2 separate regions of the Homo sapiens genome follow, and region 1 is linked to region 2. A link is a loop called in an ENCODE intact Hi-C map of the cell type or tissue named here. Cell type or tissue: gastrocnemius medialis. All regions are shown on one strand. Each heading gives the region's core, and the rest is flanking DNA. Links, peaks and the distances in the headings are about the cores only.

Region 1 (2,915 bases), core at 220-2,719, 580 kb before region 2:
TGTTCCGAGGCAGCAAAGAGAAACCGCTATTGCTCCGTGGAAATAAACTATCTGAATAAAACTTCTTAACGGGGGTTGAGGCTGAAGCTGAAACGGGAGTCGGACACGATCTTGGCTCCTGAAGTCTTTAAAGGTCAGTTTGATGCACACTTCTATACCACCACCTGTTACCAGCTGTAGACAGAAGACCTATCTCCATGCTTGCCCCTAGGCTTTTGTAGGTAAGAAGCAGCCTGTTTTGTCTTTATTGTTTATTTTTGCTGTTCTTTTCAATTTTTGAAAATCCCTTTACACATATGTATTAAGAATGTGGGGGAGGGTTATGGAGAGAAATGAATCAATGGAGCAAAAGAAGTTGCTTTGGAAGAAGCGCAATTTAAATACAGTGGTTATTTTCCCTGGTAAAGGGCTTTTAGCCGTTTATAATCTTTTTCCTCCCCAGTTGAGGGATTTAAGGAATCCGAGGTAGAATTTTTGATGACTTTAGCTTTTTAGTTTTATTAATGTTTTGGATTGTTAGTGATAGATACTTGCTGGCTGTTGTCTCAGGATTTAAATGAGGTCTCTAATTTTTAAAAAAAGCCACAACAACAAGTCTATTTTGGGGGCCCTGGCAGGTTGGCATTTCAGAAGAATGGGAGTGGCTGTAAGCTGATGCCTGGTGATGTTCTTTTCATTTCGGTGCTGCGTCCTTGGCCACATGGGCCGGAATTATTTCTCTTTCTGGCTCAGTGGTCAGAATTTGACTCAAGCAAGTGTGAACTCTGTGGGGATTGTGTCTGTAGTATCCTATGAGAAAAAGTAAAAACCAGGGAGAATTTCAGACTTTGATTTTTATTAGCACATATAGTAAAGATGGTGAGAAATGACGGATGTTTAGGATTTTGAGGTTTTGAGAAGGAAGAAAAATGTATGGACTTTCAGCAGTATATATGGGCTTGAGGTTGGTAAATTTTGTGTAGGTGAGTTACTTGTCCTGTTACCAAAAGGAGTCATACTCATGGTCTCAAACTGCAGAGGAACTCTGTATTGATGGTCTCAGACTACAGAGAAAGTAGCCAGTCATGAAGAAATTGGTACTTTCTTCAGAAAATGGCCAGGATTGGGAAAATCCCTGGTCACATTACTTTAGAGAAAAAGCACCTGAGTGTGATCTCAGAGCCAAAGGGTATTTTCTATCAAGTTTACATTCTACTCATAGATTTAATCATACTGTTTTGTGAGTGAGAAGACATAGGTTTAACTGCTGATTTGGAAGGAGCCAGTTTGAAAGAAGGGGATGTGGCCCTTGACCCACCAAAAGCATTGACCACAGTGCTTAGGAAATCAGTGATGCATGACTGAGCCACGCCAGTCCTGCAGAGGCTGCCGACACCCGTCAAGTGTGAGTAATCACTGTTTTCTAGTGTGACTGGTTGCTGTGCCAAGATGCATCTTTTCAAAGTTGATAGGTATAGGAAAGGAAGGAGGTACCAAAAATCACATCCCCAGAGGAAAGCAACCCTCTTTCCCCCCAGAAATTACTCTGACTCACTTAGAGATGTTTTGATCAAGGGATAGTTCTAAGGGGATTGCTTAGTCAGATTTTAACTTTAATAACATTTTATGAAATTTAACACAGATTTTGGTTCTTTGGGCAAGGAAACTTGTTTACCCATTTTTAAACTGCTGGTAAGATTATATAATTATAAGGTCAAAGAAGGAAGAAAAGAGGTTCATCTATAGAAATGTAACTCTTACAAATTTAAGGTAGACTTTTGTACATGTCATGTGCTCCTAGAATAAAATCTTAATATAATTTATTCTTTGGTGAAAGAAACTTCTGTGCTCTTTAGTGTGGGGAGCATTTTTCTTGCCAGAGTAGTGGCATCACTAGGTTAATAACCACAGATGCATTTCCACATGAAATCGAGATGACAGTTCCATTTGCATTTGGATTATTAAGGTGAATTTTGACTGTTCAATCATGAGTCCCGTTTAAAGAAGTGTCAGAAGCCTAAATTTGCCTCAGACATCATTTATCATTTCCTTCCTGTATTTGCTTGACCATGTGGTGGTCAGGTAACAAAAACCACCACTGTTTTTGGTCTGTCAACATGGCCAGCAAGAGGACAACTATGTAATTCTTGAGAAAACATGCGCAGAAACGTTTCTCTTAAGAAAGGGATAGCTAGTCTGTGATTAGGTTTCAGTTTTGGAAGAAATAAGGGTTAAAAATAAGACGTAACTGCTGAGTAGTTCATTCTTACTGGTTACAGTGATGGGTGGATCAGAGTGTGTTGTATGTTAGTGAAAGTCATACTTGTCCCAGAGGCTTTTTCTCATTCTCAGTGGCTTTTTCCTTTTTGTTTTGTACAAATCCTTGCTTTTTTGATGATGGCCAAGATGGACTACCTAGCTTCAGCTATTAATCTGTTCCCCTGAAGCTTATGAATTTAGTTTTCCATATGCAAGTTGGTGCTACACTCAGATTTGTCATAAAAAGTCAATAGTGAAATGGATGTTCAAAAGACATTGAATTGGATCCTCGCTTAGTTCCAAGCGCCTACAAAGGCTAGGGAAAACCAGTAACCATGCGATAAAGGAATAGCTCAGCATAGGGTCAGAAATGACACTAGCCGCTGACAACAAAAGAATACTTTTCCATTTTAACGCAAAAGCAAAACAAAACACATGAAACCTGGAGCATGTTGTATGAATAGTAAGGCACAGGAATCAGTTTTTAAAAATGTACTCTGTAACCCCCCTGCACTTTCAGAAATGCCAGACGTGAAAGCTGAAGATGAAGTGGATTTTAGAGCAAGTTCAATTTCTGAAGAAGTGGCTGTAGGGAGCATAGCTGCTACACTGAAGATGAAGCAAGGCCCAATGACCCAGGCGGTAAGTGGCATCAGTAAGTCTATAAGGGCACAAAA
Region 2 (2,915 bases), core at 223-2,722:
ATGAGGTGCCCTGCACTGTGCTAAGCTCTTAGCATGCATTACTTCCTTTGAGCCTCTCATCTGCTCTGCAAGGCGGGTGCTATTATTGCCCCCAATTTTACCGGAAAATAAATTGAAACTGAAAGAAGTTAAGTAACATGCTGGGTTTTAAGTGAGAGAGCTGGGATTTAAACCCTGTCTGATACATGAGCCTCAGCTCTTAAGCCACCACTGGCGTATCTTATACAGTCTATTTCCAGCATTTTATTTCTACAACCATCATATGTAAGACGATCATATGCAGTTAAAGTTTGCTTAAATTTCTTTTCCATCTAAATGGCTTATACCCATGGAACAATTTGCTTAATGATAGAGGAGTCTTACTCCTCCATCAGTTGGCTATTTCCTCTCAAAGGCTAAATATCTATTCCCTCTGCTTTTGAATTCTTTCCCAAAGCTACCTTGTTTTCTATCTTATCCTTACTCATCAACAGCAAGATAAGAACAAAGGTAATGAAATTGGAAGACCTGCTCTGTAAGCCTCCTTCTACCAGATTCCTTGGCGAGTCATTTAACTTTTCTTAACTAAACTTTGACATTTCTTAAAGCATGAATGTCAAGTCTTACCTCCTAGGTTTATTGTGGGCAATAACAAATAATGTGTAAAGACATCGTGTGCTTTGACATGCTATGACATTGTTAATCATTATTAATACAAATACTATGGGATGTCTGGTTGCCTGCTGCAGATCAGATGGCAGAGGCTGGGGAAGAGTCTGGAGATGAGAACGTCCTGCCAATTTCCATCTTTCACAAACTCCATCCTGAGAATAGTAACTAAGACATACCCAAATGAATTCTACTCAAGCCATTTGGTTGACAGAACCTGTGGGCTCAAGGGGGGTCTTGCAGGGAAGGGATAAAGTCGCATGTCAGGGGGCATGGATAGCTCTACTAAGTATCATCCTCCAAATGCTAGCATGCTATGGGAGAGTTATTCCGGGATGCCTTTGTAGGAGCAGATGCCCAGTGTTGTGTCATGATGACTCCTCCCTCCTGTGGAGATTAGACCTGCCCTACTTCTCTAGCAGGAACCTAAAATTAGATGTGCAGCTGTCCTCCAATGAAGCTCTGTCTCCAGATAGTACTCAGGGCAAGATTTACAACAGAAGCTCCAACCACATACTTGCTAGAGAGAAGGGACATGAAGAGCAATGTCACTAACCCTCTGTGGCCTTGTGCCAGCCCTCAGCCCAGGGCAGGCAGCTATTTCAGGCCTCCTCCACTTCCCAAATACCCACCATGCTGCACACACTTGTGTTGGCTTGTGCCAACTTCCTTCCTTCGGCTCCTCATGAGTCCCATGCTAGTGGGAACAGTTATGGTCAGACTTAAACTGCTATGATAGCCCTCTAGTTGGTCTCACTTCACTTCAAAGCCATCAGGAATGTGCCTCAGCTTCCCTTTCCAGAGTGGTTTCTCATTCCTGCTCTCATCTCGCTTTCCAGCCAGCTATCTCTGAGTGTGGCATTCCCTCTTCTTCCCCAGGTCTCTCCCTTCCTCTGGAATGCCATGCTGCCTTGTGCAGTGGTAGAAGTCTTACCCAGTCTCCAGACTTCACTGGATGCCACCTGCTCCATTTCATCAGAGAAAAGGAATCTACTCTCCTCAAACATCCTCCAGAGATTTGTTCAGACCTTCTTTCGACATGCATTCTATTGGACTCTGTACTATATTGGCCTGGGTGTCTTTTCTCCTCCCTAAATTCTGTACTTCCTAAAGTAGAAATCAAATTATATGTATCTTGTTATTTTCCATTCCTCCTAGCCCAGCGCCTAGATAATAATAGGCTCTTAATTAAATTCAAACGAGGCTGAGCATGGTGGCTCATGTCTGTAATCTCAGTGCTTTGGGAGGCAAAGGCGGGAGGACCGCTTGAGGCCAGGAGTTTGCGACCAGCTTGGGCAACGTAGGCAGACCCTGTCTCTACAAGAAATTAGTTGGGTGTGGTGGTGCACACCTGTAGTCCCAGCTACTCAGGAGGCTGAGGTGGGAGAGTTGCTTGGGCCCAGGAGTTTGAGACTACAGTGAGTCATGACTATGCCATTGCATGCCAGCCTGGGGGACAAATTGAGATCCTGTCTTAAAAATAAATAAATGAGGGCTGGGTATTGTGGCTCATGCCTGTAATCCCAGCACTTTGGGAGGCTGAGGTGGGTGGGTCACCTAAGATCAGGAGTTTGAGACCAGCCTGGCCAACGTGATGAAACCCTATCTCTACTAAAAATACAAAAATTAGCTGGGCATGGTGGTGGATTCCTGTAATCCCAGCTACCTGGGAGGCTGAGGCAGGAGAATCACTCAAACCCAGGAGGTAGAGGTTACAGTGAGCCAAGATCACACCACTGCACTCCAGCCTGTGAGACAGAGTGAGATTCTGTCTCAAAAAAAAATGAATAAATAAAATTAAATAAATACATTGAAAAGAAATATTTTAAAAAAAATTATTGGTGAATTTCCTATGTAGTAATGAATGAAAGCCAGAATGTACTGAGTAGGTGCTATGCTAGGCACTTCATATTTGTTACCTTTTTTCCCCCTGATACCAGGCTGGCTGCACATGCAGAGTTCTGCCCCATCCAAACATGTCTGAAACATCAGTTGGCACACCTCCCAAGAGCTCTATTGCATGAGGGAATGAGGTGCCTTCTGGGAGAGAACTCATTCTGAGAGACTGCGAAGCAGCAGCCACCAGCTTGAAAGGGAGCAAAGTTTCTCTCACTGGAGGGAAGAAAAAAGTTCAGAGTCTTTTAGAGTTGTCTGGGGGAACCGACAGAGATTGGAGCAGGGAAAGATCTGAATTGGAGGGGCATGTGGGGACAGCATTCACATTAAAACTTTGCTGTCTATTTGAAATAGGCTTCTAGTGTTTGGTC

Evidence for each region. Hi-C counts contacts between places; a loop is a spot of excess contacts. Peaks named below come from ENCODE experiments on the same cell type or tissue, not always from the same donor. Only the 100,000 strongest peaks of a DNase experiment are listed, where the experiment ranks them.
Region 1: a loop joins it to region 2, with 4 times the contacts of the local background. A loop is called at or near these places in 1 of 110 quality-filtered maps.

What each region holds. Positions count from the first base shown.
Region 1 is chr15:85,582,944-85,585,858 of GRCh38, forward strand. AKAP13 (A-kinase anchoring protein 13) reads left to right here. Exons shown (of 37, transcript NM_007200.5): 8 at 2,759-2,880. Among named protein-coding and RNA genes, the nearest start is that of LINC02883, 170 kb to the right of the region's middle. In gastrocnemius medialis, for the core only: no CTCF peak of the experiment used is centred there; DNase peaks (open chromatin) are centred at 668 and 1,358; H3K4me3 peaks cover 2,500 bases; H3K27ac peaks cover 2,500 bases.
Region 2 is chr15:86,161,305-86,164,219 of GRCh38, forward strand. All of the region lies in intron 5 of AGBL1 (AGBL carboxypeptidase 1), which reads left to right. Among named protein-coding and RNA genes, the nearest start is that of LINC01584, 46 kb to the left of the region's middle. In gastrocnemius medialis, for the core only: no CTCF peak of the experiment used is centred there; DNase peaks (open chromatin) are centred at 1,177, 1,577, 2,037 and 2,657; H3K4me3 peaks cover 322 bases; H3K27ac peaks cover 2,500 bases.